Regions from separate parts of the Homo sapiens genome. Here region 2 is linked to region 1. The links are chromatin loops, found by intact Hi-C in ENCODE. Cell type or tissue: heart right ventricle. All regions are shown on one strand. Links, peaks and the distances in the headings refer to the core of each region. The heading gives the core; the rest is flanking DNA. Region 1 has its middle 87 kb from the start of NCOR2. Region 2 overlaps NCOR2 (nuclear receptor corepressor 2).

The links. A loop is a pair of places that touch in the nucleus more often than their neighbours do. Peaks named below come from ENCODE experiments on the same cell type or tissue, not always from the same donor. Only the 100,000 strongest peaks of a DNase experiment are listed, where the experiment ranks them.
Region 2: a loop joins it to region 1, with 1.8 times the contacts of the local background. A loop is called at or near these places in 1 of 110 quality-filtered maps.

Annotation. Positions count from the first base shown.
Region 1 is chr12:124,647,000-124,662,950 of GRCh38, forward strand. No RefSeq gene overlaps it. Among named protein-coding and RNA genes, the nearest start is that of NCOR2, 87 kb to the left of the region's middle. RefSeq lists enhancers at 4,742-5,255, 5,256-5,769. In heart right ventricle, for the core only: no CTCF peak of the experiment used is centred there; DNase peaks (open chromatin) are centred at 6,392, 8,222 and 8,932; H3K4me3 peaks cover 1,378 bases; H3K27ac peaks cover 5,505 bases.
Region 2 is chr12:124,494,659-124,510,609 of GRCh38, forward strand. It overlaps NCOR2 (nuclear receptor corepressor 2), which reads right to left. Exons shown (of 49, transcript NM_006312.6): 3 at 489-710. The coding sequence starts at 593. Among named protein-coding and RNA genes, the nearest start is that of NCOR2, 65 kb to the right of the region's middle. RefSeq lists enhancers at 332-1,291, 1,292-2,250, 1,905-2,034, 9,785-10,984, 9,871-10,458 and 3 more and a silencer at 13,707-13,921. In heart right ventricle, for the core only: a CTCF peak has its summit at 4,859; a DNase peak (open chromatin) is centred at 3,203; H3K4me3 peaks cover 834 bases; H3K27ac peaks cover 5,369 bases.

The DNA.
Region 1 (15,951 bases), core at 4,654-12,653:
GGCTGCATCAACAGACTCCGACCTGCCGGCCTCTGGCTGAGGTTGACCAATGGGAATCACCGGCAGCAGATGGAGGGCAGACAGGAGGAAGTAGGGGCAGTCATCCCCCGGCTCTTGCCCACCAGGGCTGAGGTTTGGGAGTGGCTGTGTCCCTCTCCTGACATCACAGCTCCTTTGGGCAGCGCTTTTTTATTTTTCTTTTTGAGGCAGGGTGTCACTCTGTAGCCCAGGCTGGAGAGCAGTGGTGCCATCATAGCTCACTGCAGCCTCAACCTCCCAGGTTCAAGCAGCCTTCTCACCTCAGCCTCCCCAGTAGCTGGGACCACAGGTGCACGCCACCACACTTGGCTAATTTTTTGATTTTTTTGTAGAAACGGTATCTTGATATGTTTCCCAGGCTTGTCTCGAACTCCTGGGCTCAAGCGATCCTCCCACCTTGGCCTCCCAAAAGTGCTGGGATTACAGGCGTGAGCCACTGTGCCTGGCCTAGCCTGTTCTTGCAACTGCCTGTATCAGTCTTCTGTTGCTGCTGTAACAAATGGCCACAGACACAGTGGCTTCAGGACACACATTTATCATCTCCGAGCTCTGGAGGGCAGAAGCCCTACATGGGTCTCACTGGGTTAAAATCAAGGCATCAGCAGGTGTGCTCCCTCTGGAAGCTCTAGGGAAGAACCTGTTTCTTGCCTTTTCTGGCTTCTGGGGGACACCTGCCCTCCTTGGATTATGGTCCCTTCCTCTGACTTCAAGGCTGGCAGTGTAGCATCTTCAAATCTCTCTGACTCTGACCTCCTCCTTCCACTATTAAGGACCCCGGTGATGACACTGAGCCTACCTAGGTAATCCAGGATAATCTCATCTCAGGGCCAGCTGATTAGCAATCTCAATCCATCTGCCTCCCTATTTCCCCTTGCCATGTAATCTGACATAGTTGCAGGTTCCAGAAATTAGGATGCGGACATCTCTGCAGACCATTATCCTGCCTCCCACCGGACCCTCACTGGTTCTAGGCTCTATCCACTCTCCTGCTCCTTCAGGATTAGGACTACTAAGGGGGTCCCATGGTGCCACCCCCTCAGTGCCACACCCCCCCCCCCACTGTTTCCATAAATCCCACCCACCCCCCTATAATCATCCCTTCATTTCATCACCTCAATGGCCCCCATTTGAGCTGTCACCTGCAGGGACCTAATTAGTGCAGATAGTGAGATACTTGCCTTTTCCAGCTGAGGAATAAAGGACACATCACACATACCTGTCAGCCCCTCAGGCTGGTGCCTGGCACACGGCAAATGCTCAGCCACCTTTACAATCATAGTGTTTTATTTCTCTCACTAGATGCAGGCCCCCTTGTAAGTGGGAACTATGTACTGTTCTCTCATTTTTACTAGCCTTTGGCCTAGCTGCTGACAAAGAATTTCCAATCAATTTATTCATTCAACAAACATTTATCGAGCCCCAGCTAGACTCTGAGAGACAGAAATGAGATGATCTGACACCAACAACAAACAAACTTGCCCTCAGGAAGCTTCAAATCTAGTGAAGGAGACAACAGTTATACCAGTCATCATATAAACACACAATTACAAGATCACATCTCCTCCCAGATTCTCATGGAGGGCCTCCTCTGGACCAGCCAAGGCACTGGGCTTTTCAGGAGTACAGAAGTGAGGGAGGTATAATCCCTGCCCTCAAGATGTTGATAATCCCGTAAGGAAACAATTGGTGAAACAATCCTATAAGGAAACAATAAGTCCTACGCAGCCAGGACAATAGCAGCCAGCACTAGGCAGTGTCCACGGGTTTGTGCAGGCAAGCCTCACTTCAGTGAGGCAGTGGAGAGTGAACTCAGCAGGCCTGGGTTGTCCAAACCCTGCACATTCCAAAGAAAAGAATGGACCTTGATCAGCTCTGGACATAACCTTCACACCCTTGGAATATCATGCCTGATATGAGTGTCTTTGTATCTGGGCCAGGGGCCACACCACGTGGTTGATGCTAACAACCTGACTATATTGAATGCCTGTTTTCATTTGCCTGGTGCCCTGAGCCACACAGAATATTTGACCACTGTAGGGGCTGGAGAGTGAGTAACTGAGGTCAGCTACGTGGACGCTCCATGCCTATGTGCCTGACCCCCAATAAAAACCCTGGACACTGAGGCTCAGGCGAGCTTCTCTGGTTGGCAATTCTTTGTGTGTGTCATCACACAGTTTCTGGAAGAGATAAGTGCTGTTCATGCAACTCTGCTGGGAGAAGATAGCTGGGAGCTTGTGCCTGGCTTCTCCTAGCCTCTGCCCTGCACACCTTTTCCCTGTGCTGATTCCTGTCTGTGTCCTTTTGCTGTAATAAACCATAGCTACAAGTATGACAGCTTTCTGAGTTCTGTGAGTCCTTCCAGCAAGTCCCTGAACCTGAGGGTGGCCTGGGGGACCCGTGACACAGACCCTATAAGGCCCCTATATATAGTTTTTGAGACAAGGTCTCACTCTGTCACCCAGGCTGGAGTGCTGCAGTACAATCACAGCTCAATGAAGCCTCAACCTCCTGGGCTTAGGTGATTCTCTCACCTCAGCCTCCCAAGTAGCTGGGACTACAGGTGCATGCCCCACATCTGGCTAATTTTTGTATTTTTTTGTAGAAACGGGGTTTCACCATGTTGCCCAAGCTGGTCTCAAACTCCTAGGCTAAAGCAATCGACCCACCTTGGCCTCCCAAAGCTCTGGGATTACAGGCATGAGCCACCATGCCCAGTCCCCTATGAGACCCCTATTTTACAATCAGGGAAATCAAGGCTGGGAGCGGTGGCTCATGCTTGTAATCCCAGCACTTTGGGAGGCCGAGGTGAGGGGATCATGAGGTCAGGAGTTTGAGACCAGCCTGGACAACACAGTGAAACCCCATCTTTACTAAAAATACAAAAATCAGCTGGGCATGGTGGCAGGCACCTGTAGTCCCAGCTACTCAGGCAGCTGAGGCAGGAGAATCACTTGAACCCAGGAGTTGGAGGTTGCAGTGAGCCAAGATCGTGCCATTGTACTCCAGCCTGGGTGACAGAGTGAGACTCCATCTCAAAAAAACAAAAATGAAAACAAACAAACAAACAAAAAATCTGGGAAATCAAAGCCAAATGGTTTAAATGATGGCCCCACAGTCACATAGGAAGCAGCAGAGCTGGGGTTTGAATTCAGGTAGCCAGGCTTGCAGTCTGGCCTTGCCATGCCACTGGGTGCTAACAGACTGTGGTCAGAAAGAAGGAGGGTCCAGTCTGCCTGAGGCATTAGGAGCCACTTGGCAGGGGTGGGAGGATTAATTTGCATAGGACCCTAAAAATCAATAGTTACACCTTTTTTTCCTAATCATACGTGAAATAGGTATTCTTTATTGAAAAAAAGCAAGCAATAAATAAGTTGTGTTTGGCACAAAATGGACCCCTCTCTTAATTTGAATTCCAAAGACAACTGCCACCAACAGCCTGGAGTGTGTCCTTCAGTACCTTTCTCTACACGCAAACACGTACCTGAGCTAAAGCACTATATTACTTCCTATTACTGATGTAACAAGTGATCATAAACATAGCAGCTTAAACAACACCAGTATATTCTCTTATTGTCTGGAGGTCAGAAGTCCGAGATCGATTTCGTTGAGCTAAGCAAGACATCAGCAGGACCGGTTCCTTCCGGAGGAGAAGCATTTCTTTGTGTTTTGTGGCTTCTGGAGGCACCTGCATTCCTGCTCTCGTGAGCCCGTCCTCGCATCCCTACAACCTCTTGCTTACAGAGGTCACAGCTTCTGCCTTCTGCTTTCTCCTATAGTCAAATCTCCCTCTTACAAGGACAATTATGACTATGTTTAGGGCCCAGGATCATCTCCCCATCCCAAGATCTGTAACTGAATCCCATCTGTGAAGTTTCTCGTGCCATGTAAGTTTCGGGGATCAGGACATGGATGTCTTTGGGGACAGGATTCTGCCCACCCCATACCCTGCCTGCAGCCCCGCTGCTTGCCTTTCCCACCCCCTTCGTCAGCCTCTCTGTGCCAGCATGAGCGGACCTGCCTCATCCTTTCCACTGGATGAGCCCTTACACAGCAGCTGCCTATTAAAGGCAGGGCCAGCTGTGTTCACAGGGAAACGGGTCAGAGTTCTGACGCCCCTGGGAGCTGAGAGGAAGGAGCTGGCTGGTCCCTGCAGTCCAGGAGAAACTGAGAAAGAGCTCTGGAAAGGACTGAGTCTGCCTATGGCCAAAACCTCCCCTGGAGGCACTTCCAAGTTTCCCAGGTTCCCCAAGCCAGAGATGGCTGGTGCAATGTGTGAATTGACACCAAAGCTGGGACTTGGGGACAAAGGTGGCATAAAAGTGGAGGCCAGAATGCACTGGGAAAAAGCACCCTTATTTTGAGGTCATAGCCATGTACAGACCAGCGGGTGTCCAAAGGGACCTGCTTAAAACTTAATAGCTTCCTTAACGTTTACACTCACATTTCCACACTCATCCTCATGCTGCGTGCACAGGTTATGCTTTGACTGCTCCTCTAGCATCCCCCTGCCCATGCACCAGGCCTGTTAATTTATATTCTTGTTACTTGGTTCGTTCTCTTGTTTGACCTTCCAGGCCCCTGTCTAACAGATGGGTTATTTTATACATCAAAATGGAGGTTCAGAGAGTCAAATTGAGGAAAGAGGTTCAGAGAGGTTAGGCAACTTGCGCAAGGGCACACAGCCAGGAAGTCGCAGATCTGGTTTCGGATACACTGCCTCAGTTCCCTATCAGAGAGCTCTCTGGTGAGGACCAGAGATTAAGCTAGCATCCTAGGGAAGTCCAGATGGGAACTAGTGTCCTCTGTCATTTTTCTGCTATCAGCAGAGGGTCTTGGGCCTGGGTTTGACACCCATCTGGCTACCTCCAGATTGATCTCCAGCTGGGAGGCAGAGGTGTCCCCACCCGTCCAAGGTCACCAGGGTCATGACTGTCTAGACAAGATGTGAAATGTCCCCTTCCTCTTGGCCCCATGTTTGCCTGTGGCCTGAACTGCCTCCCGCATCTGCTGGTGAAGTCACATCCTTAGAGCCCTGGGGTGGGCACATGAGGTCATCCTGGCAGGCTCGAGCCAGCCCGTGCCTGCCCCCACCCCCCGCTGCAGCTGCCTGGTCCCACCCCGCAGAGGGATCAGGTTTTGGGGAGGGAAGAGGCTAAAACCAGCTCCCAGGATGGGAGACTTGGGAGCTCTGGTCAAACCATCCCTTTTCCTCTCCCATCCCAGACCTGGGGGAGAGACTGGGGTGCCACGAGGGCAGGAGTGACCAACTCCATCCAGGTTTGCCTGGGGCCATCCCAGTCTTAGTACCATGAGTCCTGTGTCCCAGGAACACCCTAGTCTGGAGCTCACGGAGGCAGCTGTGGACCCACCCGTATGGGGTTGTGGAGTTTCTCTTTCATTCCTCCTGGGAAAAGGCCTGTCCACAAGCCTCACACCCTTGCAACCCACTGGTGTTTCTGCGAAGGGTGGAGTGGGGAAAAGCGTATGTGTCTGCTCGCCTGTGTAGCCTTGTACAAACACTTACACCCCAACCTCAGTTTTGTCTTCTGGAGAATGGGGATAAGGATGCTACCCTCCTGGCAGAGCTGCTGAGAGGCTTAAAGGAGGGAGAGATTGTAAGTGGCCAGCAAGGGAGAGCTTTTATAAAGAACAGCACAGAGGGGAGATGGCAGGCAAAGCAGAGTGAGTGCTGGGGACATTCTGCAAGTGGAGGTGGCCACGGGCAGGGGCGGGTGCTGGTTGTGTGCCTAGAGTGTGCCAGGCCCACACGGGCTGTGTTCTCGGTTCACCCTCAGAGCTACCTAGGAGGGAACCCATGTAGTTCATGAATGTCATTACCCCCATTTTATGGATAAGGAAACTGAGGCTCTGGGGGCAGCCAGCAAGGGGCAAAGCCCTGCCCCCACCTGGCAGCAGCTGTCTTTGCAGATAGGAGCCTGCAGTGCAGGGGAGAGAAGGGACCCGTTTTTCCCGTCTGTTGCCCCGTCGTCACCCAGAGACCCAGAGGTGCTCGATGCTGGCAGCAGGAGCACCTGTGGGGCCCCAGGGCCAGGATGCCCTCCCAGACTCTGCCACCCACACCAGTGACTCCATCTTGGAGGTGGGAGCCTGTTTCCTCCTCTATAAAATGGGGATGAGGCCACTGAAGCAGTTGAAGGGAAGTTTCAGTGACCACCCGTGGCCAGCGCCGAGCCACGCAGGCTGGGGCACCCGGGGACTCCATGTGAGTGGCCAGGGTTGGAATCCTGATGATCCTGGGGACCTAGGGACACCTGCAGGGGACTGCAGCTCCCCTACCGCCTCCCAGCTGGGTGGGGCGTCTCTCTGTGCTCCCCCCATTACGGGCCACGGGCCACATCGTTCTGAGCTGTAACTTCCTGCTTACTCCTTGCTACACGCCTGTCTCCCTCCCTGCTGGGTCGCTGCAGGCAGATGCTTATTCGGGAGCTGGAGTCCAGGCTTCACCTCCTGGAGCCCTGTCCCCACCTTGGAGCAGTAGGGACAAAGCAGATGTCCCCTCCCACACCATGTCCTGGACGACTCCCTAGACCAGGGATTCTCAAAGTGAGGTCTGAGACTCTTGGAGGGATCCACAGGGTCCTTCTTTTCCTTCCCTACATCTCTGTGAGGTCGGGTTTTCTTCATGTCCTTCAACCAAAACGCCAAGTCACACCAGACCGGATGCAAAAGCAGATTTGGGAATCCAGCTCTCTTCTAAGGGACTGGACGTGAAAGAGGTTTGCAAAATTGTGAAACATACGATGCCACTCTCTTCTCACTATTTCTTTATGTTTGGGAAAAAAATGTTATCTTTCTTAAAATATATTACTCAACATATTAAGGAGCATAAAATTGTTCTTTTAAAATAAATGCATGTTTTGAAATTTTATCATGTTAATCTCTAATGCAGTAAATACTGATAAATAGAACCCACATAAACAAAAGCCCTTTTGGAGTCCTCAGTAATTTCTAAGGGTGTCATAGGGTCTAGGGGCCAAACAGTCTGGGAACTGCTCCCTTAAACAGCAATCTTACTTGATCCTTAAATTAAAATGGCTAACAGCAGCCGGGCACAGTGGCTCATGCCTGTAATTCCAGCACTTTGGGAGGCCAAGGCGGGCGGATGGATCGCCTGAGATCAGGAGTTGGAGACCAGCCTGGCCAACATGGTGAAACCCCGTCTCTACTAAAAATACAAAAATTAGCTGGGTGTGGTGATGCACACCTGTAATCCCAGCTACTCAGGAGGCTGAGGCAGGAGAATCGCTTGAACCCGGGAGGCAGAGCTTGCAGTGAACCAAGATCGTGCCACTGCACTCCAGCCTGGGTGACAGTGAGAATCTGTCTCCAAAAAAAAAAAAAAAAAAAATAGCAAAGAGTTACTTCACACTTTCTATGCACCTGGCATTGTCTGAACCTTGTGCATGGACAGTTGTACAGAGACATACACATAGATACTATCTAACAGCACACGAACCCTCTGAGGTGGGTTTCAATTACCCCATTTTACATATGGGGAACTCAGGCTCTAAGTGGCCCCTTAACCACCAGGGGCCACTGCCTCTGGGGAAGCCCCCCCACTGGGACCCTCAAAGTCTGTTTCAGGAGTGGCTGAGATTCCAGGACAAACCACCTGGAATTCTCAAAGTTGGCCCCCACCTTGGAAAATCCCCTGAGGCTCACTGGCCCAGACTACCTTGGGGGACCCCAAACCCTGGCATGTCCTGGTCACTTGCTCTGAAGGAAGCCTGGCCACTGCTCACTCACCCACCTCCCGCCACACCAGGCCTCCGGCTTTTCCGTGCTGCTCTTCGGACACCCAAACTGTGCCAGCCTCGGGGCTTTTGCACCTGCTGTTCCCTCCCGCCGGAATGCCTTTCCTCCACGTGGGGCCCGTCATCGTCCCTGGCCTCTCATGTAAAATAGCAGCACCCTCTCCCACTCGTCTTCCCCTCCACCCTTTCGCTGCTATTTCCTGTGTGACACTCGGCACTATGGGACATTGTGTTGTGGATGCACTGGTTCAGGGGTTCAGTGTCTGTCTCCCTGTGGAAATCTAAACCCGGTAAGAGCCCAGGCACAGCAACAGGTCCCAGCATGGTGGACTCAGTGAGTGGATGAACAGGATACGGGGACAGGAGAGTCACGCCTGGCTACAGGGACGCCCATCCACCTCCTCCAGCCTGGCTGACCGGCGCCGTGCTGGCCTGCTGCCCAGACTTGCCAGATCTTTCGATTTTTCAAAAGAAGCTGAACATCCAGATTTTTATGTAAAATCTTTTTTTTTTTTCACTAGCAACTTATTCAAATTAACAAAAAGAAAAAAACAGCTTGGTGAGCCAAACCTTATGTAGATAAACTCAGTTTGGCTAATCAGACTCGCCTTGCCTTCTAAGGGGAGGTGACATTTGAACAAGACTGGAAAGCCTTCAGAGCTAGGCGCAGGCCAAGCAGGGGAGGAGGGGAACAGGGTCGTGCCAGGCCAGCTGGGGCTGGGTTGTGGGGAGCATTTGAGAGGTCCGCACTCCGTGGACAGGCCCGTCACCCTTCCCCTTGGCTTCGGAAGTCTCCCCACCTCCCCCCGACCCCAGGCCCAGCTGGCTGCAAGCCATACACTTGAAGCATATGCGTGGAGTGTTTTGAGAAACGGAACACACAATACATCGCAAATAAGGCTGCTTCTCCGTCTGGCTGGGACACATCTCCACGCTCCGCCAGATGGTCCCCCGCCGCCTCCCCAGCTGAGGCCGGGGCTTTGTGAGGTTGCATTCTGCGTAGAGGCTCCTCTCCATTCTGCAAGAGGCTGCTGGGAAGCTCTCTCCCCGGGGTGGCCGGGAGGATTTTTCTTGGCCCACAGACAGGAAGCTGATTCAGCCGGGAACCTTCTTCTGCATTCAGAACCCCCACAGCTCCATCCTCCTCCATCCCCTGCCCACCACGCTCCATCCCCCACCAGCCCCCATGACCCAGAGCCCCAGTGCGCTGGTGTTTATTGCTAATTGTTTTCAGACAGATGGTGTGGCCCAGAGTCTAATTCCCCAGGCTAGGGGGCGGGGGATGCTAGAGGAGAAGGCCGTGACCTTGACCACTTGCATTCTTGAAGAAAATGTTTGGCCCAGCCTGGGAGGCGGGGCGGTGGGCAGTGATGGCTAGGGCTTACAGAGGGGAAGTTTCAGGGCTTTGAGAAGGGAACAGGGGAGTAGGAGGAGGCTTTGAAATGTGGGAAACAACCCTGCAGCCCCAAGGGCTGATAAAGCTGGCTGGAGAATGGCCCCACCTTCAGGAAGCCCTCTGGGATTGAAGCCTGCGAGGCAGGGAGAATTCCTCCTGCAGGGTTGGATTTAGGGATGTGGGGAGTAGGGGATTTGTGGGGAGGGTGGAAGACCTCCCCACAATTTAATAAGGAGCCTCACTTTTTTTTTTTTTTTTTTTTGAGACAGAGTCTCACCCTTTTGCCAGGCTAGAGTGCAGTGGCGCGATCTCGGCTCACTGCAACCTCTGACCCCCTGGTTCAACCAATTCTCCTGCCTCAGCCTACTGAGTAGCTGGGATTGCAGGCACGCACCACCAAGCCCAGCTACTTTTTGTATGGTTTGTAGAGATGGGGTTTCACCATGTTGGCCAGGATGGTCTCGATCTTCTGACCTCGTGATCCGCCCGCATTGGCCTCCCAGAGTGTTGGGATTACAGGCGTGAGCCATTGCACCCAGCCAGGAGCCTCACTTTTTAATGTAATTTCAACATGATCTGAAGGCTTACAGAGCCACCAACATTTCACTAGATCCCATGAGTCTGCCAAGCTGAATGAAGACCCCAAATTACAGATGAGAAAAAGAGGTGGCCTGTGAGGTGAGATGGCTTGCCTTAGGTCACACAGTCCACAAAGATCCATTGAGCTGTCACTCTGTGCCTGGTGGGAACACAGCCATGGCAGAGGACAGGACTGACAAAGTCCCTGTGTTCAGACTGGATAGGTTTGTACAGGTTTGTGAGAGGAGACAGACGCAACTACAAAGAAATACGTTCAGAAACGGAAAGGACTAGAAAGACAAAAAACTAGGGAACAGGGTAGGCAGGGATCTCTGGAGAAGATCAGAGAGGGCTTCTTGGAGGAGGCAAGCTCAAACATCGAGCCTTGAAGGCAGAGTTGAAACAAGCTGTGTCTACATCTCAAAACAGAGAGAAAGCCAGTGCAATGGCCCTGGGGTATGGATGAGCTTGTTGTGTCCAAGGAGGGGAAGCGTGGCCCCGGAAGCCATGATGGGGTGTATACAGAGCTGAGATTATAAAGCCCCTTCACCAATATCATTGAACACCAAATGCACCCACGACTAGAGAGCCAGCATCAGCATGATACCAAAACAGCGTGTTGCTCAACATCAGGTTATTTCAAGTTGCTTTCTTTGTAAGGGTTAAAGCAGAAGGGGTTCTTTAGGCTGGCTCAGGTTGACTGGGCCCTCCTTGATTGGTTGCTGTGAATCTCCAGTCTATTAGAAAAATTGCCCCCATTTCTTCTATTTCTGCTTATTTTTTTCTTTCTTTTTTGTTTTTAGAGACAGGTCTCTGTCACCCAGGCTGGGGTGCAGTGGCACAATCATAGCTCACTGCAGCCTCAACCTCCTAGGCTCAAGTGATCCTCCCACCTCAGCCTCCTGAATATCTGGGACTACAGGTGTGCAATGCCTCGCCTGGGTAATTTTTATTTATTTATTTATTTATTTATTTATTTATTTATTTATTTATTTATTTATTGTTTTGTAGAGATAAGGTCTCATTATGTTGCCCAGGCTGGTCTCAAACTCCTGACCTCAAGCAATCCTCCTGCCTTGGCCTCCCAAAGTGCTGGGATTACAGACACATAAGCCACTGTGCCCAGCCCAAACTACCCCCATTTCCAAGCTCAGTTTAATTACACGGCACCTGCAGGAGTGGCTCCGTTCTTGGTCTGCTGGGGCCTAGAGCAGGAGCTCAGTCCAAAACGAGGGCCTCACATAAATTTTATTTACCAGCTATGGAGGAAAATAGAGCAAGGAGGGTGGGAGAAATCAGGGGGACTCAGGTGTGACCTTAAATAGGAAGGTCAGGGAAGGGCTGCTGGAAAAGCAGAAAACAATCGAGAAAAGACCTGTAGGAGATGAGGAAGTGAGGCAGGCAGGAATGACGGAAGGAAGGAAGAGACTGATATGAGGTCCCTGGAGTAGCCAGATTCATAGAGAATTTCCGTCTCTGTGAATCTGGCTACTCCAGGGACCTCATATCAGTGGAATCTGACAGTATTTGTCCCTTTAAAACTGGCTTATTCTACTCGATATAATGTCTTCAAGGTTCATCCACATTGTAGCCTGTGTCAGAATGTCCTTCCTTTTTAAGGCTGAGTAATATTCCATTCTTTCTGGAAGGAAGGGCTTTCCAGAAAGAGGGAGCAACTGGTGTGCAAAGGTCCTGGGGAAGGTGTGTGCTTGGTATGTTCAAGGAGGCCAGAGCAGATGAGGCAGAGAGGGAGAGGGAGAGGAGGGGGCACTGAGCCTCGGGACACAGCAGAGGGTGAGGGAGTAGACCCCGCAGGGCATCGTGGGTTGTGGTAAGCACTGGCTTTTCCTCCAGGGACAAGGGAAATTGTTATAGGTGTTTGAGCAGAGGAGTGGCTTGTCTTGACTTAGGTCTAGCAGGATCCCTTTGGCTGCCAAGTGGAAAATCAACTGTGGGAATGAAGGCTGAGAGGCCGTCGAGGAGACTACTGCACCTGTCCAAGCCAGAGATGATGCTAGCTGGAGCCAGGGGAGGCAGCGGGCTGGAGAGAAGTGGTCACAGTCATGACAGATTTTTTTAAATTGTAGTAAAATACACATAACATAAAATGTATCATCGTAACCCTTTTCAAGCATTCAGTTCAGTGGCATGAAGGGCCTTCACACTGTTGTGCAGCCGTCGTCACCATCTGTCTGCAGAACTTTTTCATCTTCCCCAATTAAAACTGTCTCCATGAATCACAGCCCTGGCACTCACCATTCTACCTTCTGTCTCTATGAATCTGGCTACTCCAGAGACCTCATATCAGTGCAAACTGACAGTATTTGTCCTTTTATGACTGGCTTATTCTACTCACTATATTGTCTTCAAGATTCATCCACATCGTAGCCTGTGCCAGAATGTCCTTCCTTTTCAAGGCTGAGTAATACTCCATTGTCTGGATAGACCATATTTTGTTTAACCATCATCCATTGACGGACACTCTGGTTGCCTCCACCTTTTGGCCATTATGAACACTGCTGCTGTGAACACAGGTGTGCAAATATCTCTCCCAGTCCTTGAGGATGGATTTTTAAGGTATGGGCAATAAGATTCGCTTATGGCGCAGATCCAGGAGTGTGAGAAAAAGAGGCGTCAGTGTGGACCGAAGTCAGCTCAGCTCCTGCCCCACCCTGTCTTGATGGGCAAAAGGCCATTCCACCTCTGACATTCTAGGACATTCTTTTGAGACATTTCATAGCACGGCCTCAGCTCCTGACCCCTCACCTCTGCCATCTCAACCCCTCAGGGACTCTACTTCCCTTCTCTTCTGCCAAGCCTCCAGGTCAGCATCTGCCCGTCTTCATTTCTCAGACAGGCAGACCATCTCAGTCAGTGCATGCTATCAGCCTCCTCGTCACTGCTGTCCTCCCACCGCACCTCAGCAGGCTCAGATGAGTGAGACGCGAGGCTCTCGAGTGCTCTAGAACTCAGCTGAATTTCTGCTTTTAGTCCCATTCAGCGGAAACAGGGCCTTGCTTAGTCTTGAGCTTTCCCAGGCTTCTTCCACCCTGCCCAGGGATTGAATCTACTTACAGCCCTCCTTGGGCCAAGAGTCCCCACCAATGTCCCTGAAATGCCTATGGTCTCATCTGCCTTTAGGTCTTGGTCTGGTTCCAATGACACTGGGCTCTTTTCTGCTCCCCAAACATACTGAGTGAGTGCCTCCCCCAGGGCCTTTGCACCTACCATTCTGGGCCTTGCCCACTTTCCTCTTCGTTTTGCCACCCCTACTCACCCAGCAGTTTCCAGCTTCAACCTCCCTGCCTCGGAAACCTCCTCTATGCCTCAGGCTGAAGCCAGGCTCCCAGTCAGCTCCCCCCATGCCTCCCTGGAAACTTTCCTGTCTTGACACTTGTCCCATTAGGAAAGAGAGACAGGAGGGGGCAGTGGTTAACGCACAGACTGAAGTCAGACTGCCTGTGTCCAGATCCTGGCTCTCACTGAAGAGCAGAGTGACCTTGACCAAATCACGGAATCTCTCCCAGCCTCATTCATAAAATGAGGATAATCATGAACCCCATGCACAGGGTTGTGTGGGGATTAAATGAAATAATATACATCAAGTGCCCGGAACAGTGTCCGACGCAAAGTGTGCCATGAATAATTGTTGCTCTGTGGAATTCCTTGCTCACTGGCATCTTCCCTGCCTGGTGGTAACTCAGAGGAGAGAGGGGCTTGGTCTGCCCGGGGTGTGCAGGTATACCTGACGTGCTCTCCAGATCTGGACCAGCAGGGTAGACGGATGGACAGATGGAAGTTCTAACTCTGAGTCCATGCAGCAACCTCCTCCTCCTCTCCCGGTGCTGGCACTACCTCCATCCAGCCCCCTCCCCGCCCCTCCTGCCACTGGGGGCTCACCTGACCCAGCCCCCACCTCCCCAGCCTCCTGTACCCATTCAAGTGCAATTAAGCCAAACTTTTGATTTAAGATATTTATAAAGGCACTAAGAATGTCCTCTAATATCAGCTTATATATTTTTAATCTGCCGTTAAAGTGATTTAAAACGGAGCTCCGACGGATAGGCATGATGAAAATTAAAAGTCTCCATCACCTTGTGTCTGGCTGCAGCGCCCCAGCCGACAAGGACGCAGTGGGGCGGAGGCCCCCCACCCCGCCAAATTAGGGGGAAACGCAGCCTTGCCTGCTCTTCTCCAGGGCTGGGGCAGCCAGGGAGACGCGGTGTCATTAAGTAGTGAGCGCAAAGGGCGGCAGTGTCTGCAGAAGGAGCCACGCGGCCGCGCTTAATGAACAGTGACATCTGCTCGGCTCTTTAATTAACGAGCCCCCACGCGCTGTGGCAGGACACAGGGACCACGTCCTCTGTGCTTGCAGGAAAGAAAAAAAAAAGCCAGGCAGGGAGACGACTGCAAATGTGCAGAATGATTTTTTTCCTGCCTCCTTTTAGAAACTGGAGAATGGAACCCAGCTGCGACTGTTCCCTCTGCAAGGCCATTTCCCAGGACTGGGTTCCTGAGGAGCCTGGTGGGTGAAGGCGCTCTCGCCCCATGCCTGGTGTTCAACCTTTTCTTCACCCTTCTCCCACCCCCGGCCTCTTCACACACGAGTCTGAAATAAATGAAGGCAGCCGGAGTACAGGGGTCTGAGCTTCCCCCAGGCCTGGGATGAAAAGCCATGAATCAGCCCTGTGTTAAATTTCCCCATCATAAATTCACTCATCCACAACTGCATCCCAGCTTCCTCCATGACAACAGGCTGCCACCCACGAAGACACCAAGCGGGGGCTGTGAGAGAGATTCCAGATCTCACACCAAGGATAAGGGCCCAGGACAAGGGCCACTAGTGGCCATCCATGGCTTAACCACTAAGACATTGCATCTTCCCGTTTCCACGCTGGAGGCAGGCTTTACAGAGAGCCAGGCTGCAGTGGGGGGATTTTGACCTGAAGACCAGAGGCCCGAGTCTCTGGCTTGTAAAATCTCAAAAAACTTGGCCCTTGTGGCTTGATGGCCCAAAGCATAGCTCTGGAAGAGTCCCACCCCCACTCCAAACACATCAGCTACAGGTTTTTTTCTAGAACTCTCTAGAGTTTTCTATAATTCAACTAAATTTCTGCTTTGTGCCCCATTCAGTGGAAACAGAACCTTGGCAAGTCCAGAGTTTTCCCACTCTTAGCCTACTCTGCCTAGGGATTGAGTCTAGCTGTGGCCTTCCTTTAAAATGAGTCTGTGGACCTTCTTAGGTCAAGGGTCACCACAGATGGCCCCAAGATGCCCATGGTCTCATCTGCCCTTAGGCCTTGGTCCAGCTCCAGCTACACTGGCCTCTCTTCTGCTCCCCAACCATACTGAGTGAGTGCTCACAGTCACAGGCATTTATTTAGCACTTACTGTATGCCTGGCTCTTTGCACAGTGGTTTATATGCAGCAGCTCTCACACCAACCCTATGAAGAAAGGACTATCACCAATCCCACTTTATAGAAGCAATTCTTCTGAGGAACACCAAGAGACAGCGTAGACAAGCTCAGAGTTATGTGCCTGAAGAGTGAGATAGTTGGGGTATTTATTCACTCAATCCCCACTTGTCATCGGTTGAGGGTGTTAAACTCTCAAGCAGTCTCTCCTGAGGAGGCTTAGTGAGCACCAACAGCATCTACTCTCCTCCCTCCCTGCACATTCCTGTCTGGAATGTTCTGGAGCTTTGGCAGGCATGTTGGCACTACAGAGAAAGGTATAAGAACTGCTGAGGCCCTGACATGGCCTGGTTGCTAAAACAGCTTTTGCCAGGCTTCTTTAAATATCCAATTCTACTTGCTCATTGCTGATATGTAGGAAAGCAATTGACTTTTGTATAGTTACCTTGTATCCTGCAACCTTGCTATAATCACTTATTCATTCTAGTGTTTTTTGTCATTGTTTTGAATCTTTGGGATTTTCTAAACAGTCATGTCATCTGTGAAGAAAGACAGTTTTATTTCTTCCTTCTCAATCTGTATACCTTTTCTTACTTGTCTTATGGCATTAGCTATGATTTCCAGTATGACCTTGAAAAGGAGTGGTGAGAGTGAATGTCCTTGCCTTGTTCCTGACCTTACGGGGAAAGAACCTAGTTTCTCACCATTAAGTGAGATGTTAGCTATTGGATTATCGGAAATGTTCTT
Region 2 (15,951 bases), core at 1-8,000, 160 kb before region 1:
CCTGTGTGGGGCCTCCTCACCTCAGAGCCTCGAGCCGCACCAAGGTGAATACACACGGAACGGGAGGACAGGAAGGAAGGGGAGCTGTGACCTATCCGGCCCCCTTGCCCCCTGGAAGCCACCCCAATCCTACCCAATACTGCGGCAGCGGGGGAGCAGAGGTGAGGCTAGGCTGCAGGAAAGTGAATACAGCAGGAGCTCCACATTCGCGTGCCAATCCCACTACCAGTCCAGAGAGGGCAGAGCCCCAGCTCAGCCTGGCCCCAGCCTCCATCTTCCCAGCTTTAAAATGGGAGCAAAGAGATTTTATCAGATATTCTGGAAAAGGCTTCAGACACCAGGGGTCTCTGTGGCGGCCTCCCCTCTGCCCTGGGAGGCTCAGAGCCACATGAGCCTGGCTCCCAGGAGAAAGGAAGGGGTGAAGACTCAGTGGAATGGAAGAAGGGTCTCAAAGGTAGCCCCAGGCGCACACATGTGCACCCCCTTACCGTGTGCGTCCGGGCGATCTGCACTGGGTAGGAAAGGCTGTGGGGCGGGTAGCGGGGCTCAGTGGCCCTCCACGTCTGTGCCACAGGCTGTGTGGATCCCGACATGGTGGTGGGGGTCGGCGGGGAGCTGCTCCCAGGCCCCAATAAGCTTTCTCTTAATCACCACCAAGGATTAAAAGCCAGTCCTCGTCATCAGCTCACGGGCCACCCCGTCACTGGCACCTGCGGGAAAACAAGAAAAGAAAAACAAGATCAGCCACGGGGCAGCTGGCTCCTCCGTGCACAGGTCCCCGAGTCGTTCCTGTGGTCCCGTGAGGACACGCGAGCACCCAGGGGCCTGCCTGGACCCTCCTCCATCCACTGCCACACTCACCTGTTCTCCGGGAGCACAAGGAGACAGGCATGGCATTCAAGGTCCCTCCGAGCCATGCAAGCCACGCAAGGGACCAGAGGCCTCCTCCCCACCCAGGCCTTCACCCGGCAGGCACAGGGACTCTGCGCTGCCCTCACCACCACCCAGATGGCTCCCAGCCCCCCTAAGCCCATCCAACTTCACTCCATGGCCCCCGGGTTTCTAAGTCACAGGGCAGAATTCCCAGAAAGCACCTGTCCCAGGAGGGGCGGCCGGCAGCAGGGACATCACACACCGCTGTCCCGGGCAGCAGGGACCAGGGCCAGCTCAGGCGGGCCACGGGCCACAGGCCACAGCATGACCTGGGCAAGGCTATGACCCTGTGCAGGAGGCTGACACCATGACATGGGACAGGACTGATATGAGGTTAGCCAGATGCAAACTAGGAGGTGGGATTAGGACATGGAGGGCTACACCAGGAAGAGCCAAGGGCAGAATGACAGCCAGTCGGGCCCTGCAGCCTAGGGATAGGTACCCCAAACGGCTCCTGGGGCAGATACTGGAGCCTTCCACGGGAGAGGATCTACTCGTGGCCACGCCAGAGGAATAACACGAAGCGGGCTAGCAGCTTTACAGATGGAAAAACAGCCCCACAGAGAAGACACGGCCCAGCAAGGGAGCCACGGGGACCCCTACTCCGAAGCTGCCTTTGCCAGGAAACCCCTAAGCACCCCCCACCCCCAACAAGGCTTCTCCCCTTCCTCCGCCAGCCACAGCTCCACGCCACCTGCTGGGCTTACAACAGGGTCCCATCCCAGACCAAGGCCCCCTCCACACTCTCCCTGAACCAGTCCCTCAGAAAAGGTGTGTCCATCAGGTCCTGCCTCATGCAAAGCCCTCTCCAGCACCCCCACAATTGCACACACCCCCCAGAGCTGAGGGAAATGCACCCTGGCACCGGGACCCAGCGCCTGGATGTGGGCCTCCAGTGGCGGAGGACTGAGGCTGCACCACACGAGGTCAGGGGTCAGGAGGGGAAACAGAGCATACCCAGCCCTGCAATTTCATCAGAACACCCCCTCCCCCAACCTGAAGAGGGTAACCGTCCTTCTCCAAGCAGGAAAGCCCTTGGAGGCCTAATGTGGAGGGGCATTGGGAGGAAGGTTAAGGTTGGGGGCCCTGACTGCCTCCCAGGCCCCACCTCATCTCTCATTAGTGTAGACTTGACCCTCCCTCCCTCCCCAGGTGCCAGGGATGGTCATGTGACCCGGTCCTGGCCAATCAGAGTCCTGCATGCTTCTGGGCCAGTGACTGTCTCAAGGATGAGCCTGTGACCCAATAGGAGTCAATGAGAATCTGCCTTGAGACTTTTGCTGCTGGAACCAGGAGAAAGGTGCTCTCTGCTGGGGATCTAAGCTGGGAATGAAAGCCTGGAGCTCTGGGGGCCACCATGCAGCAGGAGCCTGCCTGAGACCCACGCCCACCGGCAGGAAGGCAGGGCGAAAGGGCGGTAAGAGCAGGTTGTGTCCGATGGTGGCTGGAGGCAGGTCGAAGCCTGCTCACTTCATTAGGGGAGCCAGGGCACTCCTTCTGCACGTTTTGTCTTTGGCAGCCCAAGCTGGGTTTCTGTCACATGCCACCAAGAATTCGGGCTCACACAGGGAAAGAAGGAGTCACAGAGGAGGCCACCCCTTCAACTGGCTGCTGTCCATCCTTCAAACACAGAAAAGCCAAGGAATTCCGGAGCCAAGACTGACACATCTACCACCACCTCGGTCCTGCCTGCGTGGGCTTTCCCAGCCCCGAGACAGGATGTATGGCGCAATTCCCGTGAACATGGGAACACGTCCCGCTCCACCATCGCTAAGCTGCGTGGCCTTGGGCAAGTCACTTGCCCTCTCTGAACCTCCAAACACACAGTGTTCCCTAAACATCAGACATTCATGTGCCACCCCCGCGTAGGGACTTTTTTATAGAGATTACCCAGGCGACAGCCGTCTAGCCCCGGGCCTGTCACTTTCATTCAGTTAGGCATAACTTTACATACAAGAGAAGCTTATTATCAGCATAGGTATACAGAAACCCAGTACTATGTGGAATAAATAGGAAGGCATCGGAATCACAAACGCACTCCCACACACATGAAGACGTCTGTGCATATTCCGACTGCCTAAGTCCTCCTGCAAGGACCCCAGGAAAGGCCGGGTGGCGGACAGCAGGCACTCAGCAGCTCCCAGCACACAGTAAATGCTCAGCAAACCAGAATGCCTAATACTGCTGTCACCAGGACTGTCAATGATGCAGCTGCAGCCCAGTCACCAGTGACGCTATGATGGGGAGGCAAGGCACAGCTAGCCCTGCCCGGCCCCAAGAGCAATGAGACATCCGTTCTGCAGCCAGAAACAAGAGTCTGGCCCTGGGAGAGAGAACAGCTGTGGCCACCAGGACCCAGCCCTGTTCTAAAATTCTTCCTGCTAGAGCTCGGCTCAAAGTCTGCAGACCCTGGTCATCTCATGCAGCAAAGCAAATTCTATTCCCTTCTCTCTAGGTGCTAAACAGTTCCCGGTCTCTCGGAGGAGATAAGGCCGTCACTTCTGCAGGGTGCTGTTCCCGAGGTCTGCCCCTCTTTCAAGGGCACCACGGGCAACTTCCAAATTGCTATTGGATTTTGAGTTGCACAAGGTGGCCGAGAGGTCTCATTTACCCACAGCTTTTCTTTCCTCCTTTGCCCAGTGAGATGCTGCCTGGGGGTGACAGGCCCCTGGCACACGCTTACCATGGTGCACACGGGCACCAGAGACCAGGGAGGGTGACACCGTCCTAAAGTGCCCCGCAGCTGGCTGGCTGGCTTTCCACTGCCTGGGATTTACACAGTGCCCACCCCGGAGCATGGGGCTGGAACCTCGGCCCCTCACCTACCAAGGGGTTCCCCCACCAGCCCCCCACCCAGCGCCTCACATGCCGGTGGGGCCTGAACAGGGAACAACTCCAGTAACCTCGTGCCACCCTCACTCACCACGAGCTTAGGAAACCCAGTTTCCAACCCCTCCCGACCTGAGCCACGTTTCCTGCCAACTCGAAAAAAAACAAATGTTAGGGAAACGGTTTGGCGGTTCCTCAAAAATTTAAACATAGAATAACCATATGACCCACCAATTCCATTCCCAGGCATCCACCCAAAAGAACTGGAAACAGGGACTCAAACAAAACACGGTATGCATGTTCATGGCAACAGAATTTACAGCAGCCAAAAGGCAGACCCAGCAAAAATTCCAGTCCATCCCTACGATGGAGTATTACTCAGCCATAAAGAGGAACGAAGGACGGCTGTGTCCTACACCACACATAACCAGAAAATGTCATGCTGAACCAAAGAGGCCAGACACAAAAGGCCACGAACTGCCTGACTCCACGGATATGAAATGTCCAGAACAGGCACATCCACGAGGCAGAAAGGAGACTGGTGGCTACCAGGAGGGCAGGGTGAGGCAGGAATGAGGCCTGCTAATGGTTACAGGGTTTTACAGGGCAGTGATGCAAAGGTTTTGAAACTTGATAGAGGAGGCGGGTGTGCAGCACTGCGAATAGGGAAAAAAATAAGCTTTGACTTTTCATCAGCAGGTTTGGAAGTGAATGCCAAAAAAAATGATGACATCATTTCCTCAAAGATGGGGGCAGGAGAGGACGAGGGAGCCCCTCCAGGGTCTCCAGGATCTGGTCCTGGCCAAAGGAGGTTCTGAGGATGGATCCGGGCTGGAGGGGGAATTCAGACACAAACGCCCCATGTCGCCGCTGCGTCTGGCTGCGGTGGGGTCAGAAAGGGTGGGCGGCATTCATTTATTTACATACACACTGTGGTCCCTGCTGAGCCCCGGGCTAGTGCTGGGGACTTCTTGTGAACCCAGCGGGGTCCAGGCCCTGGAGGGTCTCAGGCCAGGGGCTCTGCCCAGCCCTGGGGAGAGCCAGGAGATACGAGGAAGAAGAACTTCCAGAGGGTGAAGGCGAGGGGATGGAGAGTGCTCCAGCTGGAGGCGCCGCTGAGCAAGAGCAGGGAGGTGAGCGCCAGCTGGTGGGGGGTGAGCGCAGGCTTGGGGGTGAGCCCCCGCCAGGCGGTGAGCACAGGCCCAGGGGTGAGCGAGGGCCTGGGGGTGAGCACAGGTGCCGTTTATGTTTGAGAAATTCATTGAGTGAATATGGGGGGAAGTGGGGACAGAGTCATTCAGGGCCCCATGGGCCCGGGTAAGGATGGATTTTGTTCTCAGGGCAGTGGGGAGCCACAGAAGGTGGTTGCGGGGGAGAGTAAAGGGTCAGTGTTTTACGAGCAGGCACTGGGGACAGCAAGAGTGGATCAGGGAGACCTGGGGAGGCTCCTGCAAATGTCCAAGAGAGGGGACACTGGGGGATCAGGGCAACAGCGACAGAGAAGGGGAAATGGGCAGGTGGATGAAAGTCAGGAGGGAGGCTGACTCTGCAGGCCGAGGAAACAGCTCGCTGCAGGAGTCCCGCTGCACAGGCCCGCTGCGAGGACCCTGTGCCTGTGGCATACCGAGAGGTGCCTGGGGAACAGCAGGTGCTCAGCCATGCAGAGTCAGGAGGGTCAGGCCTCCGAGGAGAACAAGACGGTGCCTGGGTGAGGTCAAGGGACTTGTAGATCTCAGGTGGCCGGGATACCCAACGGGGACACCAAGGGCCCAAGCAGGCCTCTGCACATCCAAGCCACCAACCACAGCCCCAGGGCCCCTGCTGGCCCCTGAACCAGCTGGAGGAGGGCTGCAGATCCCACGCAGGCAGGTGGAGGGGCTCCCCATGCACGGCTGCAGGGGTCTGTCCCTGGGCCATGCCTGCCAGGAGGTAGCAAACACACAAGTGCCCCCCGCCCCCACTGCACTCTGCCAGGCAGCAGCAGAAGCCAAGTGGGCCACATTCCCTGTTCCCGGCCACTGCGGGCTTTGGTAAGGTTTCCAAATCCACAGCGGAAAGCTCAGGCCGTGAGCTCTGACTGGCTGTCCGCCTTGCCTCCTGCTGGACCCAGAGCCCCTTCTGGTGCCTGGCACACAGTAGGTGCACACTGAATGACTCTGCCCAGCGGAGGTGCATGCCAGCAACGCAGTGATGCCAGAAACCACCACACCTGTGTCCTCTTCCCACCTGGCCGGGCAGAGGCGCCTTTCCGGGAGGCCCTGGAAGCTTCCATGGGGCCTCCCACCCCTGCATTCCTCTCCAGCTCCGGCAGGATGAGGCCACACCGAGACACATTCCATAGATTTTCTGTGTCTTGAGCGGCCTGGTTCAGACCTGGGGAGGGTGGAATTACAGCCTCAGGGTGAGGGGCAGGCGGGGGCTGGTGGAGGTGTGGGAGCTACAGGATGTGCCCGGAGCGCTCAGCCGCGGGCTGTGGGGAGGATGAAAGGCACGCGGGGCTCTGCGCCGCACGTGCCTGAAATGTTCTGGGAACTAATGGGTGCTGACATTGGAAGAACCTGTGGCAGGTGGGGGAGCCTCGGGATTAAAAACCAACCTGCCAGGCAGAGAGCGCCCACGGCACGAGCGCGCGCGCACGCGCGCACACACACACACACACACACACACACACACACACACACACACACTCGACAGAACCCTCTGATACTCTGAGAAGCCCAAGGCACAAAGCCCCCCTGGGGTGGGCGGAACCACGGCGGGAACACAGGCCGTGCCTCCACTGTCCCAGCCTGGCCCTGCGAAGACAGGCAGGCCCCAGGAGCCCTGCAGCTCAGCCACATACGGCCTCCCTCACCGCTCAGTAGGTATTTGTTCCACTCACTGTGGAATAAGCACCTATTGTGTGACAGCCACCGAGAGGCACGGCACCTGGCACACACGAGGCGTATTAGCGCCCTCGGCTGCCCCACCACAGACTGCATGGCTTCAAGCAACAGAAATGGATTGTCTCACTGTTCTGGAGGCCTCGAGTCCATATCCAGCTGTCATCAGGGCCCCACGGCCTCTGGGGGCTCTGGGGGAGGCCCTTCCTACTTCCTCACTCCTCCAGCTCTGGTGGCCCCGGCAACCCCCGGTGTTCCCTGGCTTGTAGATGCATCGTGCCATCCTCTGCCTCTATCTCCACGCAGCCTTTCCACTGCATCTCCTGTCTCTGTGTCTCCCCTTCTTCTAAGGGCACCCGTCATATTGGATTTGGGGCCCTCCCCTATCCGGTTGTGACCTCATCTTAACTAATGTGATCTGCAAAAACCCTTTCCAAACAAGGCCGCACTCCCAGGTTCCACGCAGACGTACCTTAAGGGAGAACACTACCTACTTCAGGAGGTGCTCCAGAAATACTTGTTTTGTTCACTGCTGTATCCCCAGAGCCCAGCACACAGTAGGCATCTAATAAATATTTACTAAACAAAACCACTGCAGCCAGTCTGGCCCGAGGAGAAGCCGGCCCGGGGGGAACTCTGGGACAGCAGTTCTGGGATGTGCGCACAAGACGCTGCGGAGCGCCAGCTCCACGGGTCGAGCTGTTGACACCTTGGGTGTTTACTTTCTGGCGTGCAGTAAAAACTGGGGAACTGGCCAAGTATCTGATGGCCACCTTCAGCAGGACTCCTGGCGCAGAACGGATGCTCAGGAATCCAGCTCTGGAGTGAGTCCTGAGATGCGGAAAGCCGGTGGGACGTGGCAAGGGTGCACCTCGCCCAGCCCAGTCCAGAGGGGCCCCCACAGCCAATGAGGAAGGGGGTGAAGAGAGAGCTCCTGCTGCCCGGCCTGGTGGCTCACTCTGTCTACCACGATTTGTTAAGCACCTACTGTGTGAAAGGTGCTGGGGATACAGCAGTGAATTACTGATCCCAAATCCCCCACCTCGTGAAGCTGCCATTCCAGCAGGTGAGACGGGAGTAAGAGGATGGCAGAAGGTGTTAGCACGATGGAGAAAAACAGAACCAGGAGGCGGCAGGCAGGGAATGGGGGTACATTTTGAAAGTGGGCAGTCAGGGGTGCGTCACCAGAGGTGCCTTTTATGCAAAGGCGCCGGGGAGAGGAGGGAGTCTACACAGCAGGCACAGCAGGTGCAAAGGCCCAGAGGCAGGACCGAGCCTGGTGTGTGAGGACAGCAGGGAGGCCTGGATGGGGAGAGTGGGGTGAGCGAAGGCATGTGAGGTCACTCTTTCTGGCTATAGCCAGAAAGCTGGGGTGTTCACTGCAAGGGAGCTAGGAAGGACACAGCTGGTGCACTTTAAACAAGGCTGACGTGCGGTCTCCTGTGGCAAGTCTGCCTCTGGCGTCTCTGTGTTCAAAGGACACTGTAGCTGCCCCTGTGTCGAGGAGCACTGGGCACAGGTGTCTGAGTGTGGGGCACAGGTAAAAGGGCCCCTGTAACCCTGAATGATGACAGCCACGATTGTCAGGGCCCTAGAGAAACGGGCCTCCACCCATGCACAGCGGCAGGCCTGCAGGAATGAGGCCAGACTCCTTGGCCCTCACTTGGCAGAAAGGTCATTCCACTCCCTAAGGAAGAGCCAGGTACCCAACCCCAGCCTGTCGTTGGCTCTGCCGGAGGGGCTGAGGGTCAAATACTAAGAGCTCAATCCCGGGTGCCACCCACAAGGGTGCGGTCTGCCCTCCAGCTGAGACCAGGCAAGCCAAACCCATCCCAAACTCCGGTTGCTGACCCATTCTCATCAATTAGAGAATTATTTCAGCATCTGTTATGTGCAAACACTGTACAAGCACAGCTACAGCAGTGACCAAGTCAGACAAAAGGCAAAAGGCCCTGCTGACCACGGCCCACACCCAGTGACAGGTCTGGCCCAACTGGCAGACTCCCCACCCAGGTGCTCAGCAGGGGGTGGCTGGATGGAGGGAGAAGATGGAAGAGGGATAGAGATGGGAGGATGGAGGAGAAAGGAGGAAGGGAGGGAGGAAAGGAGGATGGATGGATGAATGCATGCATGGATAGAGAAAGGAGGAAGGATGCATGGACTGATGGATGGATGGATGGATGATGGATTGATGGATGGATGGATGGATGGACAGAGGATGGACAGATGAATGGATGGATGGATGGACGAATGGATGGATGGATAGATGGAAGACGGACGGATGGACGGATGGATGGATGGACGGACGGACGGATGGATGGATGGATGGATGGGCGAATGGATGGATGGATGGATGGATGGACGGGTGAATGGATGGATGGATGGATGGATGGATGGATGGATGGATGGACAGACGAATGGATGGATGGATGGACGGATGGATGCATGGATGCATGGATGGATGGATGGATGGATGGGCGGATGGATGCACACACTCATCACCAGATGGGTATCAACTTAGCTGCTTCATTTTCCGGGTTTTTCTGGTCTTACATTTCTAACCAATCCCCAGGGCCAAGCATGTCTTCATCCTGCTAATATTCCCAGGCCCTCCCACATGCCCAGCTCCATGAGGGACACAGAAAGGCACTGTCGCCTTCAGGAACCCCCAAACCCATATAACTGCTCCCCAAGTCCCAGCCTGCTGAGTAAGAAGGACCCTAGGGAAAACTGCCTCCAGTCCCAAACCCAGACTCAGCGTGGGAGGGTCTCAACTCTCCCGAGTCCCCCACCTGGCACCACTTCTCCCTTTTCAGCATAAACCAGCACATCTTCCCCTTGAGCTGGGTTCGAGGAGAAAGGCCGAGAGGACTCCAGCCTGGGAATCCTCCTCCTTGACCCCGGGTAGATGTACAGGGTAGAGATACGTGGGCCAGGTTAAAGCCAGAAAGCTGGGGTGCCCGGAGCGTCTCGTCAGGTCCCAGACTTGCTCCCTCTGGGCAGTTTCCTGGGACTTGCTTCCTCACCCCAGGGTCAGCTCAGCTAAGCCCCAGAGACCAGCTCTTATAAAGAGGGATTTCACAGGAAATTTGGAATGTCTGGCTTCTCCTAATGAGGGCTGCTCACACATTGCGGGTGGGAATGTCAGATGTGCAGTGCAGCCACTGTGGAAAACAGTCACTAGGTTAAACCCAGAATTACCCCATGACCCAGCGATGCCACTCCTAGCTACACATCCCCAAGGAACGGAAAACTGGTGACAAAACAAACAGAAAGGATTAGAATGCCCACAGCAGCACTATTTACATCAGCCAACAAGCAGAAACAACCCAAATGTCCATCTACTGACAAACAGATGAAACAAACGCAGTCTGTCCATCAATGGACTACGATTCAGCCACGCAAAGGTAAGCGCTGACTCAGCCACAACGCAGGTGAGCCCTGAAGACATGGCACAAAAGGCAAAGAAGCCGCTCAGAAAGGCCACGCACTGCATGATTCCATTAACTTCACAGGAGGGGCAGATTCCCAGGACAGAACAAAGGCCCGAGGCTGCCAGGGGTTGTGGGGAGGGAGGAGAGGGGAGTGACGGTTTAATGGGTTTGGGGTTTCCTTCTGGGAGGATGAAACTGTTTTGGAATTAGACAGAGGTGGTGGTTGCACAACCCGTGAATGTCCTAAATGCAAACTAATTGTTCACTTTAGTATAGCCAAAATGGTATATTTTGTACGTATTTTACCACAAAATCGTTTGACAGGGGAAACTGAGGTTCCAGCCATGGCCGGCTGGAAGTGGGCAGAGGCTATCTACACCAGATAGGCTCGGCTTTCCCTATTTGCCACGTCCCCTCCTACTCAGCTACCTTTGTTTACATGCCCTGCCTGGCTGGTTGGACTCAATGGGGCAGGTTCAGTCTGTCTTCTCCTGAGCCTTCAGCTCCTGCCTCTACTGGCACCTCCTTGGAACCTTCCCCCAACCCCAAGGGGGCCCCCCGGTGCCATGGCCCGCTCCCCCTGCCACTCCCATGGACTCGGCCCCCTGTGCCACAGCCACCTGTTTACCGCTGTCTCCCCCACCAGGCAGGGCTCCTCCTCGGCAGTTTTAGCCGCACCTGTAGGAGCAGGAGCTATGGAGGCTGTGGGCTGCACCTGTAGGAGCAGGAGCTATGGAGGCTGTGGGCTGAGCCCCTCGGTCACTGAAACGAGCCAGTGCCCTCTCAACCAAGCCACCTCCTGTGGACACACTGCCATTCCAAAGGGCTCCCACGTGCTGATCAATTCCAAATCCCAACTCCGCCACTTCCACAGCTGTGTGACCTTGGGTGAGGTCCTGACCTCTCTGAGCTTCACTTGGAAAGATTCACTGGAAAAAAGAGCTACAAGAATCTCGGTGCAGTTCTCGGCCCACAGAAGAGCCCCCAGAAGGAGAGCGTGGCTGTTACTGCCCTCTGCCACGCCGACCACTCGGGGGAAGGAGGGAGGTGATGGCGATGATGTTAACCAAGCCAGTCACTATGGCTATCTTCGCCTTGCAGATAGGCAAACTGAGTCTGGGAGGAGCCTGTGATTCTCAAGTGAGCCCAAATGCCCCAGCCCATTATTCCTGTCTCCCCAGTGCCACGTCCTGCTCCTGCTTCCAGGGGAAAATAGGCCAGGTGCAAAACCCACCCCCAGCACCAGCCCCATCTCTCCCCTCCTCTAGAGAGGCTCCTCGGCCACTGGGAAAGCCTCTATCATTCCCCACATTCTGCTTCAAGCCCCCCAGCTTCCCCATTCCTGCACCCCTTCACCCCAGGCAAAGCAGGCCCCACCTCCACTCCAGGCCACATTTATCTCATGCTAACACCAGAGGCAGCAGACGCTCCAGTTCCATTCACCAAACACAATTCGCCCCACTGAACAGATCAGAAAACTGAGGCTCGGAAAGGTGAACTGACTTGCCCAAGGCCACACAGTCAGGATACGGGTGCCCAAACCCCCGGCCCTCCCCACGGCCCTGCCAGCCCAGGCGCCCGCCCTCAGTGAACAGAAAGGGAAGTGGCGTTGGTCGGAGCCTCCGAGGAGGCCCGTTACTGTTTCCAATATAATTGGAGCGTTCCTGTCCGCTGGACGGCAGCCAGCTCGGCCCTGCTCCCCCGCCACGGCGAAGTATGCTCAAAATCACTTCCTCCTCCCCTCCTTTTTTTTTTGTTTCCATTTAATTTTAAAAGGAAGAGAGGGAGATAAACCACAGCAGGACGAACCCTCCCTGCACTCCAGGTTCCTGTGGCTCCACCCGAGAAGCCCTGCACGGGGAGCGGCCCTCCCCACTTGCGTACTTCACAAACATTACGCCTGGTTCTGCCGCCTCTTCCTCATTAAGTTCCGGGCGCCCCAGGAGGGACGTGTTTTCCATTAGACCCATCTCCTCCATCTGGCCTTCCCAACAGCAATCTTCTCTGCAGAGGGAAGTGAGGAGTCAGAGAGGAGGCTGGTGTCTGGGCAGTGGGGAGGGAGACGCTGGCACCAGCTGTGTAACCTGGGCAAACCACTTAACCCCGTGCCCCTGGGCTGTGACGGCAGGAGAGAGGGAGGCCATGCCAGAGTGGGGCTCAGGGAGCTGGGTGGCTGAGCTGGGGCTGAGCTCCTGGACAGCACCTGGAGAGGCGGTGGGACCTGGGGTTTCTAAAGGATGCGGACGGGGTTGGGGTCCTGGGTCTTCATCCGTTTTGCTTCATGGCTAAGAATGAACCAACAACCCCAGACTACATGGAACACAGCTCCTGACATTATGCTGAGTGACAGAAGCCAGCCACAAAAGGACAAACACTGTGCGATTCCACTCGTAGGAGGTGGCCAGAGTCACTGAATTCATAGAGACAAAAAGGAAAATGGCTGGGACCAGGGGCTGGGGAGAGCGAGGAAGGGGGAGTTACTGTTTAACAGATATAGCGATTCAGTTTTGCCACATGAAAAGTGCTGGAGATCGGTTGCTAAACAATATGGCTATTCTTAACACTACTGAATTATCTACTTACCAATGGCTGAAGGTAAATTTCACATTATATGTATCTACCACAATTTAAAATTAAACAACACCTCCTCCAGGGAGACCTCCCTGATTGCTAGTGTTGTGCTTGTGTTGTTCCGCGGTGGCCCCAAAGGCTCAGGCTGCCCCCATAAAAGGCAAAGTGTTGCCAGTGGCCCCGGCACTCAGCAGGCCCTCAGAGCCGAGTGCAGCATGCGTCCAGGCCTTGTCTCTGGCCCACCTCACCTCAGGACCCCATGACGGCCACAGGGCATGGCTGGGCAGCGACTTGCACCTCTGATCCCTCGGAAGCGCCCGATAAGCTGAGCTCTCCCCTCGCCAGCTGCCTCCAACCCAGGTGGCCTCAAGGCCAGGGCCCAGGGAAGGGCTGACTGCTTCAGAGGGGCCCCTGGACCCCAAAACTTGAGGCCAGGGCCAGAGCCCTTCTCTCTGCCCACCAGTCTGCAGTCTCTGTCCCACCCGCTCATGTCCATGCCCAGACCCCGAGTGTGAAGGCGGCCTCCGCAAGGTTCCCACCGACTTCCCTGCCTCCAACATCTGGCAAACACATCCACAGCTGTGCAGCTGCCGGAAACGCCTCCTCCCGCTTCTCCTCCATGCACGCAGGCCCTCAAGGATGGCTTTCTGAGGAATTTATGGGGTCGCCTCTAGTATTTCAGGGTAGATCCCTGGAGGCATCCACCACATGTGAATGAGGACAAATGTTTCTGCTGCTAAGAATAGCTGTGCCAGCAGCAGCGTCCAGGGCGACAGAGCCCACCCACTCAACAAGGGTCCCCTCCTGCCTCCCCAACCCATCCCAGCCCCCAGCAAGTGGCCAGGCTGGACCACAAAGGGCCTGGATGGGAGGACCCCACTGCCGCCTGGGCTCCCAGGCTAAACGGGAAGAATCCACTTTACGTCAGCTCTGTCCAATGCTCAGAAGTGGACGCATCTGGGCCATTCAATTACCCCAGGGGCATTGATCAATAAATGTCTGATGACGGGACAGTGATCAAGAACCCAAAAGGTCCTATGGCCCCTGCAGCCAGGAGCTCAGACAGTAAACAAATGCTTCAGCGCCCAGGAGTGGCGACGGCTGAAGCTAAGCGTCTACCTGGGATCGGATGATCCACCCGAAGAAGGGCAGGGACAAAAAGCAAGAGGAGAGCTGTAGATACCCAAGACCCTGCCGGAACACAAGGGCCCAGGCAGGCACCACGCCGAGGGGAGGGGCCCGCAGGAAGGGGGTGACCGCAGCTCAGCCCCAGCCAACACTGAGCAGAGACCCAGGAATGTGGCCCCCAAACATTCCTGATGTTCCAGACCCTGCTGGAACAGGGTCCACGTGGGGCAGGGGGTCCACGGCATCCAAATCTTTCCAGCAAAGCCAAGAAGCCCAATTTTGAGACATCTCCCGATATTTCTAAAAAAACACTGACTATAAAACCAACCCAATAAATCAGTCTGACAGCCAAATACAGCCCAGGGGCTGCCAGGACATGACCTGTGGCTTATGACGTGGTCACTGGACGCCACAAGAGAGGTGAGGGAAGGCTGGGGAGCTGAAGCGGGCTGATGGGGGGACAGGAGGTGGAGCGCCAGCAACGGCTTGGAGGGGGGACCCAAGAGGCCCTCAACTATTAAATATAACAGGAATGAAACTTACCCAGTGACTCATCGGCGCCACCTGCTCCACCCCAATGGGACACACACACACTGGCCATGAAAGGCAGGCCAGGCAGGGACCCCAACCTGGCCCCATCTCCAACACAGGGAGCAAGACACAGTGTCTCTGCCCACCCGGCCCCACTCCGTGCATGCCACACCCCAATTTCCCTGGGCAACCACCCCCCCTGCACCCTCAGTCCTGGGGTCTCAGGGAGGCTGACCCAGCCCTCCAGCCAAAGTGGCACTGGCTTTGGTGGGGGGGGGGGGGGCTTAACTCTGAACTCTCAAGCTGAGGCAACAAAACTCATTCCCATGATATTTGCTGGAATATTGGGAACAAGAAGCTGTCCTTCCACTGGGGCTACTGAACTGCAATTATTAGTCTCAGGCTAACAGGGACTGAAAGTGGGGAGCACCTGGACCCAACTGTGCCTGAAGCTTCTCTGAGGTTTTTTAGTTACTTGAACTATTTGTGCTAAATGCAGGAGGCAGAGGGAGTCTGTCCATTGCAACCAAGAGACCTAAGATAGCAACCCTCCTAAAACACAAACTCTCAGATAGGATCTCCCTGGAATCAGATCTCTTCCACCCGCTAGGTCCCTTATCCATGTAGGTGAGGACAGGTCCAAAGCCAGCCAAGAAGAGGCCAGAGAAATGGAATGGGAGACCCAGGCCAGACTCAGTGTAGGGGGAAGGGGCCAGGCAGGAGCCAGGGAGAGGCCTGTCCTGTGTCACCCTGAAGGGAAAGTGGGTGGCTCCCAGTCCCTTCCTGAGCTGTCAGTGGCTCTCATGGGTGAAAGAGCAGGCGGCAGCTTTGCAGATGAACACTGCCCAGCACAGCCCAGCTCTGATCTGGGTCACTTCTCAGAGGCAGACACACCCCCCGACGGCCGCCCCCCACAGTAACCTGAGCCTCCGGACCTCGGTTTCCGGAGGAACATCACGATCTCTCTTGGAGGGAATGTCTGCTAGCCGCACCGCAGAACCAAATGTGCTGATAAACCTAGGCCAGGTTGAGCAAGCCTGGGCTGCTCCCGCCAGGCCAGAAAAAAGAGGCATTGTCTGCAGCCAGGAGCCACCACATGGGCTGTACCCATGGGCATGTCTTGGGGCCATCCCTGCCAGGCCTTCAGTTTCCTGGGTTGTAAAACAAGTGGCTGTTCCAGGCCTCGGGGGCAGCCAAGGCCTCAATCTGGAGCAGGTGGCGACCCCAAGCCCCCACCCCACAGGCACTGATGCACCCCAGCTCCGCTTCTCCTCCCGACCTCCATGGGGCCATGTGCTTGTTACAGCTCCCGTTTCCTAGGTGGAAGACTGAGGCTATTTGCACAGGGAGGAGCAGGGCAGCGGGAAGATGAGCAAATGCCACTTCCATCTTCCACGCCGCTGCCCTGAGCAGCCACGGGAGGGAACACCTCGCAGCCACTGGCACAGCCAGTCCCCAACACAACACTTGGTGGCACCAACTCCTTCCTCACAGCGCCCCCGTGAGGGATTCTGTTATCATCCCCATTCTACAGCTGGAGAGACTGGCACAGAGAGGCCGAGCAACTTGCCCAAGGTCACACAGCCAACAAGGGCACAGCCTGGATGCAAACCCAGGCGAGCCACCTCCTGTGTCCAGCTCAC